Linked DNA regions of Homo sapiens: region 1 is linked to region 2. Evidence: chromatin loops called from intact Hi-C (ENCODE). Cell type or tissue: endothelial cell of umbilical vein. All regions are shown on one strand.

The links. Hi-C counts contacts between places; a loop is a spot of excess contacts. Peaks named below come from ENCODE experiments on the same cell type or tissue, not always from the same donor. Only the 100,000 strongest peaks of a DNase experiment are listed, where the experiment ranks them.
Region 1: it touches region 2 in a loop (3-fold over the local background); 10 of 110 quality-filtered maps call a loop at or near these places.

What each region holds. Positions count from the first base shown.
Region 1 is chr2:12,920,413-12,928,412 of GRCh38, forward strand. No RefSeq gene overlaps it. Among named protein-coding and RNA genes, the nearest start is that of MIR3125, 190 kb to the left of the region's middle. In endothelial cell of umbilical vein, no CTCF peak of the experiment used is centred here; DNase peaks (open chromatin) are centred at 3,859 and 7,999; H3K27ac peaks cover 290 bases.
Region 2 is chr2:12,151,204-12,159,203 of GRCh38, forward strand. The region is part of intron 2 of MIR3681HG (MIR3681 host gene); the gene reads left to right. Among named protein-coding and RNA genes, the nearest start is that of MIR3681, 44 kb to the right of the region's middle. RefSeq lists a silencer at 296-496. In endothelial cell of umbilical vein, no CTCF peak of the experiment used is centred here; a DNase peak (open chromatin) is centred at 4,658; H3K27ac peaks cover 1,687 bases; H3K27me3 peaks cover 212 bases.

The DNA of each region.
Region 1 (8,000 bases), 770 kb after region 2:
TTACATAGGTATATGTGTGCCATGATGGTTTATTGCACCTGTCAACCCATCACCTAGGTATGAAGCCCGGCATACACTAGCTAATTTTTCTGATATTGTTCTCTCACGCCACCTTCCACTGACAGATCCCAGTGTGTGTTGTCCCCTCCCTGTGTCCATGTGTTCTCATTGTTCGGCTTCCTTTTATAAGTGAGCACATGTGGTTTTTGGTTTTCTGTTCCTGCATTAGTTTGCAGAGGATAATGGCTTCCAGCTTCATTCATGTCCCTGCAAAGGACATAATCTCTTTCCTTTTTATGACTGCATAGTATTCTATGGTGTGTATGTACCACATTTTCTTTATCTAGTCTATCATTGATGGGCATTTGAGTGGGTTGATTCCATGTTTTTCCTACTGCGAATAGTTCAGCTGTGTATTTTTAAAAAGTTCTCCAGGTGATTCCAAAGTGAAGTTGGAAGTAAACCTGAAGATCATCCTCAAACATCTGATGTGACTCCAGATATCCAAGTTGTTTTTCTTCATTGGTAACTAAATTGGATTCTGTTTTCTATCAGTTCAAACTAATTAAAAGGTTTGGCTCACACACACAATTGTCTTCACCTGGTATGCTACCAACTCAGGGCCATACCAAACTGCTCCAGACTTTAACGTGATATGATTGACCTGGGGTCTTGTAAAAATGAAGCTTCTGACTCATTAGGTCTGTTCTTTCTGCCGTGATACTGAGCAACAGACCTGTGTGGCTATAGCCACTCAAGGTGGATGTCCTACCTCAGCTTGGCACTAAATCTCTCCTTGTGTCTTAAGGACAGGTTGGGACATGAGAGCTCTTGAAGGCTCAAGACTCCCAGAATAAAGCAGCATCGGTGGGCCATCTTTGGGAATGGTAATGGACGGGAAAGAAGGGCACCCACTCACTTGATTTCTGTGCTCCTTATATTTTTGATGTTTATCGAAGCTGACGTTGCTTCCCAAAGGCCAAGGTAGGAAAGACAAAACAGATCATTTTCATCTGCCTCATGTTCCCTTAGCTATTTCCCAGGCTGACTGAGAACAATTTGCATCCTGTCCAGGCCTCATAATTTCTGGTTGTTAAAGAAAGACACATGGGTATTGCCAAAGCATCGGGAGACCGTTACTCAGTGTAGTGTGACTTGAAGGATGTGGGAAATGTGGGAGCGTGGATTACTTTGATTTTTCTTCCTGTGGTCCACACTGGAAGTTTCCTATGAAAGAGGGAGAGACATTGAGTTTGCATTCTCTTTCAATTTAATTTTGGATTCAAAGCATGTGTGTGTATTAAATACAGTGACTATGAGGTATCCTCTGTGTGTCAGATTCTTGGTTAGATGCTGGGGACAGTGACTTTAAGGAGTCATAGATTTTCTCTTCAAGGGGCTCCTAATTGTGGGTAGGGAAAGCCACACAGCTAAGTGTTATCCTGAAGAATAAGGTGCCATAAGAACACAGAAAAAAGGCAATTAACTCTTTTGCTTATATGGTAAAAAAGATAACAGGGGAAGTATGTCAGGGAAACTTTAAAAAATAAAGAATTCCTCAAAATAGAAACAGGAGAAAAGCTTTCTAAGTAGGAATATAGCATGCCTCAAGTCAAGGAAGCAAAACACTATTTTAAGCTTTATTATAGCACTAGAATTAAATTTAGTTATATCTAATCTTAAATATAAACATTTTTTTCACTCATACAGATTTTCTAATCTTTAGGGCACCACCTAATCTATACTCACTAATAATCTGAGTGATGGCATGGTATTCCAGAAAGGCCAAGGCAAAATTGGAAAAGAAAATGAACCCCTAAAACATGAAGGTAAATTTTAGTTCAACTTGAATCAAATGTAGCAAAGATGAGGAAGACAGTACCTGTAATACAGGTGAGATTTATTTTGTGATTTACTTGAGGCTGGGCATGAGGTTTGGCTCACATACAGAATTATTTTCCCCTGGGAGTACTACCAGTTTAGGACCATATCAAACAAATGCTTGGCGGGGTTCTTGTGGACTGTGTGGGCAATGGAAACATGGGTTTATAAATTCTAAGAGGAGATATTTGTCTGCCTCCACCTAGAGTCAAAGTTGATACAGTTCGGTGTCCTTCTATGTTCCCTTAGAGTTTGTTGGTTTTTTTCTTCAATTTTATCCATTCCCTGAGGACATTGCTCTTTTGGAGTCTTGACTTTATATAGAGGTCCGTGGTGATTTAACCTTTACACGTATGGTATTAACTGATATACCAGGGCAGTAGTTGTCTCCAGTGGTTTGTTTCTGTTTCTCATTATTTTTGGCCTCTTGCAATATCCTTTATTATTTTGAGACACGCACGCACACACACACACCCACACAGGCACATACACTCTTTCAAAATATTCTATATATTCTTTCAAAACAGTTTATTCAGCCTTTTAGTTAATGTCTTAGTTTATGTTACTATCTAACAAACGACCCCCAAAACTTGGTAGCTTAAATTAACAGCAATGGTAGATTATGGAGATGATCTTGTCTTGTACAAGTGACTTTTACTGATTTTTAAATGTCTAGATTATTATATTGACAAAAATAAGATTTAAACAATTTAGTATGAACAGAGGCATGATGGATGTCCATCAATGAATTGCACTTGTGCTTAACAAGAACTTAATGGTTCCTGAATCCCTCCTGGCTCACTGCTGATCAGTGGGCCCACCTGGTGCACAGATGGGATGTGGAGGAAAAGGTAGGGTTTAGTCAAAAATAGAGAAGTGCTTAAGGTAGAGAGCAAAATGCTGGCCTTGGCTTCATTAGCATAAGTAATCTGGCAACTAAGTGTGTAATGAATTCAAAATCTGGAGATAAGATTGGAGGGGGGTGGCAGGGTCCAAACTGAAACAGAACTGGATTGTGGAGAGTGCATGAAGGAAGTAAGACAGGCCAGCATTCAGTGCTAGTTGGAAATAAGTTTGAGTCTTGCCTTAGCAAATAGCCAGCTCCATGATCTCAAATAAATCACGTTTTAAAAAAGATTTTCAAAGATGAAGGGCAGAATTGAAAAAAAAAAAGGAAGAAGAAAGTCACAACTGGACACACCCTTGTAGAAATTAGAAATTAGATAGAAATTTTCAACACTGGAATAAAAGAAGATTTTAAAAGCACCATAGGAATGAAAAGTAACAGGCACTGGATTTCTCTCTCGTTAGCAATACGAGATGCAAGAACACGGTAGAGGGCCAGGTGCGGTGGCTCATGCCTGTGATCCTAGCACTTTGGGAAGCTGAGGCGGGAGGAACTATCTTGAGTTCAGAAGTTTGAGACCAGCCTGGCCAACAGGGTGAAACCCCAACTCTACTAAAAATACAAAAATTAGCCGGGCATGGTGGTGCATGCCTGTAGTCCCAGCTACTCAGGAGGTTGAGGCAGGAAAATCGCTTGAACCCGGGAGGCAGAGGTTGCAGTGAGCTGAGATCGTACCACTGCACTCCAGCCTGGGCAACAGGCAAGACTCCATCTCAAAAAAAAAAAAAAAAAAAAAAAAAGAACACAATAGAGCAATAGCTTAATAAATTCAGAGGATAGTTTTTCAACAGAGAACACTATAGCTCAAAAGTGGTGGAAAGTTTTGGCTTCCTAACCACCAACCATTTCTTCTCTGCCTATTCGTAAGCACATTTCCAGTTTATAAGGCATTTCATGAGAGAAATATGCTAAGGAGGGAGCCTTCCACAGTCCTGGAGGATGAATCATTATTAGTCTAAATCAATCATGACAAAATCTCTTCTCTTTGATATTGATTATTTGAAGTGTGGGATTATAATGCAATTCTAGCCAAGACGTCTTCAGGGGCTTCTGGAAAACATTTCTGTTTTCCTGATAAAGAAGATAGAGGTATTCAGGAAGGTCTTTTTTTCTCCTTACAGCTCTTCGCCCTGCCTCAAACTCAGTTCTTTGAGGATATTATGTTTGGATCTGTGTCATCCAACTTATGACCAGGAGGTCATAAGCCAACATACTGTGGATGGCTAAGTAGAATAATGGAAAGAGCCTGGGTCATTGATAACATTGTTTAGCTACTGAACCAAGCCTGGTACCACCTACCTCCAGATTTCCTGTTATTTGAGATAATTAAGAATCTTTATTACCTAAGCCATTTTGGGGTATGGAATGCATCATAAATGATACGTGGACCAAATTATGTATCAGGCATAAAAATATTTTTCTTTTCAGGTAAGGAAGAGGTCAACCATTTTTTTATTATTCATTTCTTTGTAGGGCTTTACCTGAGGATTATTTCAGTAAAGTAAGGAGGCAACCAGGAAAGGAAACAGAACCTGCCCAGAAGGAGCATAAGGGGCTGTGCTGGGATGATCGCATATAGCCCGAAAGCAACAAACCAGATGGCAAAAGAGGAGAAAGGATGCAAAGTACAGATCAGGGAGAAAGGTAGAGAGGGAGGTTTTCAGGAAAAAAAAAATGTGGTGGACGTAATGGATAGAAAGTATGATCGAGAGTTTGGATGACAGTAAACATATCCTAACATGTTATGGGGAAATAATGCTGGAAGCAAAAAGGCAAGTAAAAACCTTGCATGTGTTAGTAATGAGTGGCAGGAAGGTAGGGGATAAATAAGAAAGGCCTGGTACGAACATGAAGTAGATTATATTGTTGCATGCTAAGTAAGGTGAATTAAAGAAAGAAAAACCACTTAATCTTACCAAGTAGGAATATTCACTTTTGGGGATTCTGTACATCTTGGAATTGGATCTATCTATGCTTAACAATGAATAATATTTATATAATTTTAAAAATTAAATATAAATAAATCTAGTATAATCATGTAAGTGTAAATGTGTAGAGTTAATCTTTGGACAAAAACCAGAAGTTTTGGTTGTGGTTATATGACCATACATAAAAATCACCACTAATGGAAACGGATAGCTGATATAAAGAAGGAATTTACAGTTGGGTAAGAAAATTCAGCAATGTAAAGGGACCAGTTTACTTAATTCACAATCTGGTAATAATAGTTAAATATTGATCAGAACTGGTGAAATAAGAAAATGTTTAAATGTAAAATAATATAAATATAAAAAATGTACAAATATAAAATAATATAAATATAAAAATCATACTTATAACTAAAAATAATAATATAATATTAAATATTTTGAGATTCGACGAGGGAGAAAAGTGTAAATGAGTGAAATCCATCTTTCACATTGAGATATTTTACATAATCTCCTTGTCTTTCTATTTGCCTGCAAATCCCACCTCAGACTGTCACCTGCTCTATGAAACATTTCCAGCCACCTGATATTCTCATCAGGTTACAATAGATAATAACTGCATGTTCCTCCGTACAATTCTTTTCTTTTTTCTTTCTTTTTTTGAAACGGAGTCTCCCTCTGTCGCCCAGGCTGGAGTGCAGTGGCGTGATCTCGGCTCACTGCAAGCTCCGCCTCCCGGGTTCACGCCATTCTCCTGCCTCAGCCGCCCGAGTAGCTGGGACTACAGGTGCCCGCCACCACGCCTGGCTAATATTTTTTGTATTTTTAGTAGAGACGGGGTTTCACTGTGTTAACCAGGATGGTCTCGATCTCCTGACCTCGTGATCCGCCCGCCTTGGCCTCCCAAAGTGCTGGGATTACAGGCGTGAGCCACCGCGCCTGGCCACAATTCTGTCACGCATCCAGCCAGCCAGCAACACATTTTGGGGGTCGTATTAGGCTGTTCTTACATTGCTATAAAGAAATACTTGAGACTGGGTAATTTATAAAGACGATAGATTTGATTGGCTCACGATTGTTCAGGCCTTACCAGAAGCATGGTGGAGCATCCGCTTGGCTTCTGAGGTGGCCTCAGGAAGCTTTCAATCATGGCGGAAAGTGAAGGGGGAGCTACCCCTTCGTATGGCAAAAACAGGGGCAAGAGAGAGACAGAAAGTGGAGGGGATGTGCCCTTTTAAAATGAGCAGATCTCTGGAGAACTCACACAGGAAGCTAGCACCAACTCATGAGCAATCCGCCCCCGTGATCCAAACACCTCCCACCAGGCCCCACCTCCAGCTTTGAGGATTACTATTCAACATGAGATTTGGACAGGGACAAATATCCAATCTTTATCAAGGGTCTTGAGGGTTTATTCTGTCCTAGGCTCCGTTTTAAATGCTAAATAGAAACTGTAAAAAAGCAAGCCATACCTGAGTGCTCTTCACATGGGCTCCGGCCGCACAGGAGCCCAAGGCGGGTCGGGGGGAAGCTCAGGCATGGCGGGCTGCAGGTCCCGAGCCCTGCCCCGTAGGAAGGCAGCTAAGGCCCGGCGAGAAATTGAGCACAGCAGCTGCTGGCCCAGGTGCTAAGCCCCTCACTGCCCGGCGCCGGTAGGGCCGGTCGGCCGCTCCGAGTGCTGGGTCCGCCGAGCCCACGCCCACCCGGAACTCGCGCTGGCCCGCAGGCACTGCGAGCAGCCCCGGTTCCCGCCCGCGCCTCTCCCTCCAGACCTCCCCGCAAGCTGAGGGAGCCGGCTCCCGCCTTGCCCAGCCCAGAAAGGGGCTCCCACGGTGCAGCGGCGGGCTGAAGGGCTCCTCAAGTGCCGCCAAAGTGGGAGCCCAGGCAGAGGAGGCGCGGAGAGCGAGCGAGGGCTGTGAGGACTGCCAGCACGCTGTCACCTCTAAATAGTACGGAGTTTGTCTTTCTTAGAAGAGAACAGAGCAGCCACTCACGGAGCAAACCTCAATGAGATTTGTTTGCGAATAGATGAGGGGTGAGCAAACTGCAGCCTGTGGGGCAAGTCCAGCCTCCTACCTGCTTTTATAAATACACTTTGACTAGAACACAGCCACACTCCTTTGTTTGCTTATTATCTATGGCTGCTTTCATACTATCATGGCAGAGTAGTTACACCAGAGATCGTGTGGGCTGCAAAGCCTAAAATACGTATTATTTTGCCATTTATAAAAAAATAGCTATTCACAATAGCAAAGACTTGGAACCAACCCAAATGTCCAACAATGATAGACTGGATTAAGAAAATGTGGCACATATACACCATGGAATACTATGCAGCCATAAAAAATGATGAGTTCATGTCCTTTGTAGGGACATGGATGAAATTGGAAACCATCATTCTCAGTAAACTATCGCAAGAACAAAAAACCAAACACCGCATATTCTCACTCATAGGTGGGAATTGAACAATGAGATCACATGGACACAGGAAGGGGAATATCACACTCTGGGGACTGTGGTGGGGTCGGGGGAAGGGGGAGGGATAGCATTGGGAGATATACCTAATGCTAGATGACACGTTAGTGGGTGCAGCGCACCAGCATGGCACATGTATACATATGTAACTAACCTGCACAATGTGCACATGTACCCTAAAACTTAGAGTATAATAAAAAAAAAATAAATAAAAAATAATAAAAAATAAAAAAAAAAAGGCGTGAGCCACCGTGCAAAAAAAAAAATAAAAATAAAAAAAATAAAAAAAATAGTTGTTGGGTCCTGGAATAGATCAATCTATAAACAATGCAGAGGACTGTTCCTGCTTTTGTGCTTGCACGTTCTGTACTAAGATCATCTGTATTCTTATTTCTCTCTCCCATTATTAGACTGTGAGCTCCTTTAGGACAGGGACAAACCATATTCAGTTCATTTTGGTTTTTCTAACTCCTAATACAATATTGCTACAATGATCCATGGGTTAATTAAGTCCATTTTGCTCATTCAGCTTATGAATTATCTAGTCCAGCTGCTAATTTAACTGATTTGAAAATTGAAACCAAAGGAGGTTGAGTGACCTTCTTTAAAGCCCCAGCAACTGAGTATCTACATTGGATCTCAAACCTAGGTCTCTTGACTCTTAATCCTGCTGTCTTTGTTCTTACTGTAACTCAGCTGTTCAAATTAGTTTAAAAATAAGCAATAATGTGAACATTAGTAGAACCAAGACAGTGGAGATATGTATCTACTTATAGAGTCATTCTTTTACAGGCGCGATGACTCATTTA
Region 2 (8,000 bases):
AAGGACACTGTCTGGCTCCAGGGGGGCTAGTGATTGGGCAGCCCTGACTCTGCCATCCTGGGTCTCAGCCCAGGCCCTCTGGGGCCCCACCCTCTAACTGCAGCACCCACTGCCATGCAGAGACCCAGGTGAACCCTGCTTTCCCACCCCATTATATTTTGACTGCTTTCCCACCCCATTATATTTGCCTCTGGTCAGAGGCATTAAGACGCGCCACATCTTCAAAATCCATATTCAGAGCCTGGGGAAAAATGAATAAAGAAAATGGAAAAAGAATACATTTTGTCTGGCTTACTGGTTACTGGTTTCTGACCATTGCATGGACAATACACTTGACAGCTGGTGACTTCACTATCTCCTGTGTGTCTTCTTCCTCTGGACAGAACGACATCATTGCACCTAACGGCCCACACTTGCTTCTGCTACTTTGCCTGACTCTTCATCTTTCGATGTCTCATTCCAACAGAATGTGAACTGCATGAGGGAAATTGTTCATTGCCTTCCCTCCTGGTGTATTTTAATATCTGGGGTGGGACCACGGATCTTGTATCTTATCATCAGCCAGATTAAGTATCCATTGTCCAGACACCTAACCGAGGTTGACAAATGACAAACTTTAGTTTCCAAAATGCTGCCTCCCCTTCAGTGCTCTTTTTAGAGGCCAGACTGAGGTGATTAATACAGCCTGCTGTGACCTGCCCTTTGGGTTAGAGCTCTCTTAGGGGAGTGGCCTCATCCTTACGACGGGAGCAACATTCCTCAGACCACGACCTAGAGAGCATCTGTAAAACAATAACAATAATAAAAGACATTCCCGTGGTCAAAGGAAAGTTGTCTTATCTGTTGTTAATTTATAATCTGATGTTTATAATCTGAAAAATAGGGGCTGGGTTCCAGGTGGCTGTGTGTGTATGTGTGTGGCCATTCATTAGGGGTGTCTTCTTTGAACAATTATTTATTGCTTCTTCTCTCATCTGTTAAGAGGCATTAATAGTTATCTAATAGAAATGTTCTAAGTATTAAATGAGATAATTCATGAAAAGCAGCTAAATCAGTAGCTAAATCAGTAGCTGGCAAAGTAGTTGTTAAGCTGGGTGTGGTTGCTCACGCCTGTAATCCCAGCACTTTGGGAGGCTGAAGTGGGAGGATCACAAGGTCAGGAGATGGAGACCATCCTGGCTAACATGTTGAAACCCCGTCTCTACTAAAAATATGAAAAGTTAGCCAGGCGTTGTGGCGGGCGCCTGTAGTCCCAGCTACTCGGGAGGCTGAGGCAGGAGAATGGCGTGAATCCAGGAGGCAGAGCTTGCAGTGAGCCCAGATCACAACACTGCACTTCATCCTGGGTGACAGAGCGAGACTCTGTCTCAAAAAAAAAAAAAAAAAAAGAAAAGAAATAACTAGTTTATGTGGTATGACCAAACTCTAACTTTAGGAGTATCTATAGTCATTTCAAAATTAAAATGTTATGATTTTAGGGGAAAATCTCAGTTTTTGAGATAGTGCCATCTGGTCTTATGAAAAACAGAAAAAAAAACTGGGTTCTCATTGAATATGGCATTTTGAATGTAGACATTTACCTCTACTCTCCCTGTAGCACTATTAAAATGGCATTAATCGCAAAAAAATAACAGAACAGGAAGGGAGAATATATCAAAAGACTTGGAACCAGAAAGCTGATGGACAGGTGATAATTGAATTTACAGACTTTAAAAAGCTTAATCCCATGGAAGAAATGGGGAAAAATAAAAAGGAAAAGCAGTTTGCAGTTCAGAACCTGAGGAAGCCTTCAACATTGGAGATAGTAGATATTTCTCAACGTAGGGTTTATGATGGAGCCGAAAACAGGCAGAGAGGTTGAAAGGCTGTGTAAATATCAATTAGACTCCCATATCCCCAAACACACACAGGCGACTGTCCCTCTCTCATGTGACAGAACTCTGCAGGAGTATTTCCTTTCTTCCTTTCTTCCTTTCCTTCCTTCCTTTCCTTCCCTTCCTTCCCTTCATTCCTTTCCTTCCCTTCCTTCCCTTCCTTCCTTCCTTCCCTCCTTCCTTCCTTCCTTCCTTCCTTTCTTTCTTTTCTTTCTTTCTTTCTTTCTTTCTTTCTTTCTTTCTTTCTTTCTTTCTTTCTTTCTTTCTTTCCTTCTTTCCTTCTTTCTTTCTTTCTTTCTTTCTTTCTTTCTTTCTTTCTTTCTTTCCTTCCTTCCTTCTTTCTTTCTTTCTTTCTTTCTTTCTTTCTTTCTTTCTTTCTTTTCTCTCTTTCTTTCGTCTCTCTTTCTCTCTTTCTTTCTTTTCTTTTCTTTTCTTTTTTTCTTTTTGAGACAGGTTCTCACTCTGTTCCCCAGGCTGGAGTGCAGTGACATGATCACAGCTCACTGCAGCCTCAAACTCCTGCTAAGTTATCCTCCCACCTCAGCCTCCGGAATAGCTGGGACAACAGGCTCACTATATTTCCTAGGCTGGTCTTGAACTCCTGGGCTCACCCGATCTGCCCACCTGGCCTCCCAAAGTGCTGGGATTACAGGCGTGAGCTACCATGCTTGGCCTGCAGGAGCATTTTCTGGAAAGAATAAATCAGAGGAAAACATTTTCATTTAAATCTTGTAGATATGTGTCACTCTGAATTTTCCTTCCTGGTCCTTCATTGACTTTTATTCTTCTGTTTACTTTTAAGAAAACATTGACAAACTTTATTTTTAGAGCTGTTTTAGGTTCACAGCAAAATGGAACAAAGTACAGAGAGTTCCCACTATGCAGAACCTCTTCTACTATCAACATCTCTGAGCAGAGGCACGTTTGTTATAGTTGACAACCTACCTTGATACATCATCATCACCCAGAGTTGATAGTTTGAGTTCACACTTGTTGCTGTGTACTCTTTGGGTTTTGACAAACATATAAGAACATATCCATTGTAGTATCTTACAGAATAGTTTCACTGCTCAGAATATCCTCTGTATTTCACCTATTTATCCCTCCCTCCCAGCTAATCTGCAAATCCCTAGTAACACTAATTTTGTTACTGTCTCCATGGTTCTGCCTTTTCTCAAATGTCATATAGTTGAAATTATACAGTACATAGCCTTTCAAATTGGTTTTTCTAAATAATATGCATTTAAGTTTCCTCCATGTCTTTTTATGGCTTGATAGCTTATTTCTTTTTTATTTTATTTTTTGGAGCTGGAGTCTCACTCTGTCGGCCAGGCTGGAGTGCAGTGGCATGATCTCGGCTCACTGCAACCTCTGCCTCCTGGGCTCAAGCAATTCTCCTGTTTCAGCCTCCCGAGTAGCTGGGTTTACAGGCACACACCACCACGCCCAAGTAATTTTTGTATTTTAGCAGAGACAGGGTTTCCCCATGTTGGCCAGGCTGGTTGATAGCTCATTTCTTTCTAGTGCTGAATAACATTGTATTGTCTGGATGTACTACCGTTTATTTGTCCATTCACTTACTAAAGGAAATCTTGGTTGTTTCCAAGTTTTGGACATTACGAACAAATCTGCCATAAACATCTGTGTGCTGGTTTTGGTGTGGGCCTAAGCGTTCAACTCATTTGGATAAATACCAAGAAGTACAATTGCTGGTTCGTATGATATTTGTATGTTTAGTTTTGTAAGAAACTATTGAACTGTCTTCCAAAGTGGCTGCACCGTTTTGCATTCCCACCAGCAGCAGCTGTGAGCTCCTGCTGCTCCACATCTTTCCTCTTGTTGCTGTCAGTGTTTTGTCCCTTGGTGTCCTAATAGGTGTGTTGTGGTATCTCATTGCTGCTTTAATCTGCAGTTCCCTAATGTCACATGATATGAAGCACTTTGCATACGCTTATTTGCCTTCTGTACACCTTCTTTTGTGAAGTGTCTTTTGAGGCCTTTTGCCTATTTTAAAAATCAGATTGTTCATTTTCTCATTGCTGAGTTTTAGGAGTTCTTTGTATATTTTGGATAACAGTCTTTTATCGGATATGTCTTTTGCAAATGTTTTCTCCCAGTCTGGGGCATGTCTTCTCATTCTGTTGATGTCTACTTTTAAAATCTTTGATTATACAGGGTTTTATAGCTCTCCGCAGTTTTTCAGACTTTCATGATATCCATGGCTGTAGCTACCTACAAAGGCTGCTGACTTTTAAAAACTTTCACTTCCAAACCTGACCTTTCTCCTTTGCCTCAAACATTGAGGAACATTCAGAAGCATACCCTACTGTCCACTTGACAACCCCACCCAGTGCCCCACAGGCCCTTGGTATACCACATGTTACAAATAAACTTACTGTTTTTCCATTCCCAACGCCTTCTTTGCATCTCATTCCTTATCTCAGTGTCTTGTCTTACCTCCCACTGTTTCCCCCAAGCTACGAGACTTTGAGTAAATACTTCCTTCTCCCTCTCCTCCCTCCACAATTTGTTATTCGTTATTAATTCTTTCCTATGTTTCCCATTTTGTCCAAAGGATGACACCAAATAAATATGAAAAAGTGCCAGGCCTGGAAGAGTTTGTGGTCTTTCCAGGCCACTGACTTATGAACAATTCTATGGCATCGGGACAGAAATGCTTTGAAATATGTATCTGTGAGGTTCCACAGGACAAAGAGAAGGAAGTGACTAACCTCTGGGTGGAGAGCAATTTGGAAAGTTTTCCGAGAGTGGATTATATTGCAGCTGAGGCTTGAAGAAAGAATAAACAGTCTCAGAAGGAGAAGCCAGCACAGGATGCAGCTGAGTGCTGGGCTGACCCATGGGTGTGAGTGGCTCCTTTGGAGACAGGCAAATCATTTGACCCCAGACTATGGGCTGCACAAGGAAACCGGAACCTAGCTGAGAGGTTTCAGTACAAATATAGATGATAGTGTGGATGCCAGGCTTGGGTGTCTAAACTTTATGCCAGAAGCAGACAGAGCCTACAAAGAATAATGAGCAGAAAATTGATGATATTTTTTGAAAGATTATTTGGGCAACAATGGGGAGAATGCACTAGATGAGCAAGACTAGACATGGATTTCTGAATTTTTAGAGTAAAGATGGAGAGTGCAGTGAGACAGGTGGGTTCTCCTGAAGACTGTGTCCTTGACAGGAGAATGTACATGGGAACAGATGTTACACGCCAATTATGATTTAAATGGAGTCATTTTGATCTTTCGACTCTATTTTCTTTGACTTGAGTTGGAGTGCAGGATCTGGTCTTGGGCATCATGCAGGCCGAGAACTTCATTTGGAAAGAAGACAATATCCTTTTGATGTCTAAGTGATTGTCAAGTTAGCATGAAGATCTCTCCAAATACACTTCAACCTGACATCTCCCTGCAGCCTTTCGCTGTGTGTTTTACATAGTAGATGTTTGGCCCTGCGGTTAAAAATTTACATATGCCTTAAGGACAGAATCCATGCCCAGAGGAGATCACCCTGAAAAGTAGAACTGTCTAGCAGATAGAACAAGTGGAGCTGAAGGTCATATTACTCCACAAAACTGTGGATTCTTGCAGAACCCGCATTCAAACAGACCTTGTCAGCCTGAATTCAAACACAGTTCTGAGTTAGCTCTACTGCTGACATGTTTCCTTGCCCAGAGGTTTCTGGAAATGGAGAAAGCAGCTCTGTTACTGACAAGAAAAAATATGTCTTATCTGAAAATACCAGAGAGTATTTTCTTCTCTCTTAAATTGGGTCAAATGCACTCAATCTAATTGGAAAATTTTATAACAAAAAATGAGAACTCTTCTACAAGTGGGCTTTCTGCTTAAAAATGCAGCTGAAAGCATTATTATAATAGACTATATATTAGTTATTGTGCAGGTCATCTGAGGATGGGCTTTGCTCATACCTGGTAGAAGGAAAGAAAGAATAGTCTCTGAAATGTGTAAATTATGGGTTGCAAAAAGAGGTGAGCATTTCCTAGGGAATGGAACTGAATAGTTCAGGGGAAGCTGGACACGGAGTTCTCTCAGACATGGGGAGCTTCAGTTCTCAAAGGGTGGGCAGAAACGAGCTTGAGATCCAAGGTCTCAGCTCATGCAGCATGAGAGACACAAAGGACATTCAGTGAGGTATTTAAGGGGGTTTTGTTCTCTTTTATTCAGAGTTTCTCTTTGTTTTTTTGTTTTTGTTTTTGTTTTTTTTTGAGATGGAGTCTCGCTCTGTCGCCCAGGCTGGAGTGCAGTGGCGCGATCTCGGCTCACTGCAACCTCCGCCTCCTGGGTTCAAGTGATTCTCCTGCCTCAGCCTCTCGAGTAGCTGGGACTACAGGCACGCAGCACCACACCCAGCTAAATTTTGTATTTTTAGTAGAGACGAGGTTTCACCGTGTTGGCTAGAATGGTCTCGATCTCCTGACCTCATGATCCACTCGCCTCAGCCTCCCAAAGTGCTGGGATTACAGGCATGAGCCACTGCGCCTGGGGTTTATTCAGAGTTTCTAATCTGTTTTTAAACATAGCTCATTTATAATTTACATTCCATGAGACTCACCTATTGTAAGTGTACAATTCAAGGAGTTTTAGAAAATTTACAGAGTAGTGCAACCATCAAACCAAATCTAGTTTTAGAACATTTCCATTACCCCCCAGTAATCCCCTTGACTTTGCAGTCAACCTCCATTCTCACTCCTAGCTTCAGCCAAGAACCGATCTGCTTTTGGTCTCTATCAATTAGCCTTTTCTGGATGTGTCATAAAAATGGAATAATATGCTATATAGTTTTTTCTGGCTTCTTTACTCTTGGCATAATTTTTTAAGGTTCATTTGTGTTGAAGCAGGTTATCCCTATTTTGTCCTTTTACAATGCTGGGTGGTATTTAAGTATACAGCTGAAATACATTTTGCTTATCAATCCATTGTGTGATGGACAATTACATTGTTTCCAGTTTTGGCTATGAAGAATAATGATGCTATATGTTCATGTGCAAATCTTTGTGTGGATATATATTTTTATTTCTCTTGGGTATATTCCTAAAAGTAGAGCTGTTGGGTTTCATGGTAAGTTTGTGTTTAACATTTTGAGAAACTTTCAAACTGTTTTTCTAAAGTAACTGTATCATTTTGTGTTCCCACCAGCTACGAGGGCATGGCGGCGGGGTTTTCCAGTTACTCCACATCTTTGTCAACGCTCGATATTATCTGGCTTTTAAAATTCGAGCTATTCCAGTGGTTGTGGAATTTACCTAATTACTAATGATAAACACCTTTTCAGATGACTGTTAGTCATTTATATGCCTTCTTTGGTGAAATATCTGTTTAAGTCTTTTGCCAACTTTGTATTTGGCTTTTTGGGCATCCTATTTTTGAGTTAATGAGTTTTTACATTTCTGATGCATGTGCTTCATCAGATACATGGTTTGCAAATACTTTATTTCAATGTGTGGCTTGTTTCTTTCGTTATCTTAATGGTATCTTTTGAAACACAAATATTTTAAATTTTAATGGAGTCCAATTTATCATTTCTTTTTTTCCTTTATGGCTCATGCATTTGGTATTGCATCCAACAACTCTTTGTCTAACTAATATCTCAAAGGTTTTCCCCTATGTGTTCTTTTAGAAATCTTATCATTTCTCACAGTTATATTTAATATATGATCCATTTGTAGTTAATTTTTGTGTATGATGTGAGATAAGAGTCTAGGGTTTTTTTTTAATTTATATGAATCTTCCATTTTCCTTTCCATTTTTATTTTATATGAATCTTCCATTTTCCTAGCACCATTTGCAATTCATTGAAAAGATTACCCTGCTGAGTTGCTTTGGAATCTTTGCTCAATGTCAGTTGACTATAAATACAAGGTTTTTTGTGGACACCAATTCTATTTCATTAGTTGATGTACCTATCCTTCCACACTATCTTGATTACTATAGAGTTATAGTAAGTTTTGGCATTAAATAATGTTCTCTAACTTTATTATTTTTGTTTTCAAAATGGTTTTGGCTTTTCTAGATCCTTTGTATTTTCATATAAATGTAGGTTAGCATGTCAATTTCTACTAAAAATTCTCCTAGGATGTTGATAGGGATTGTG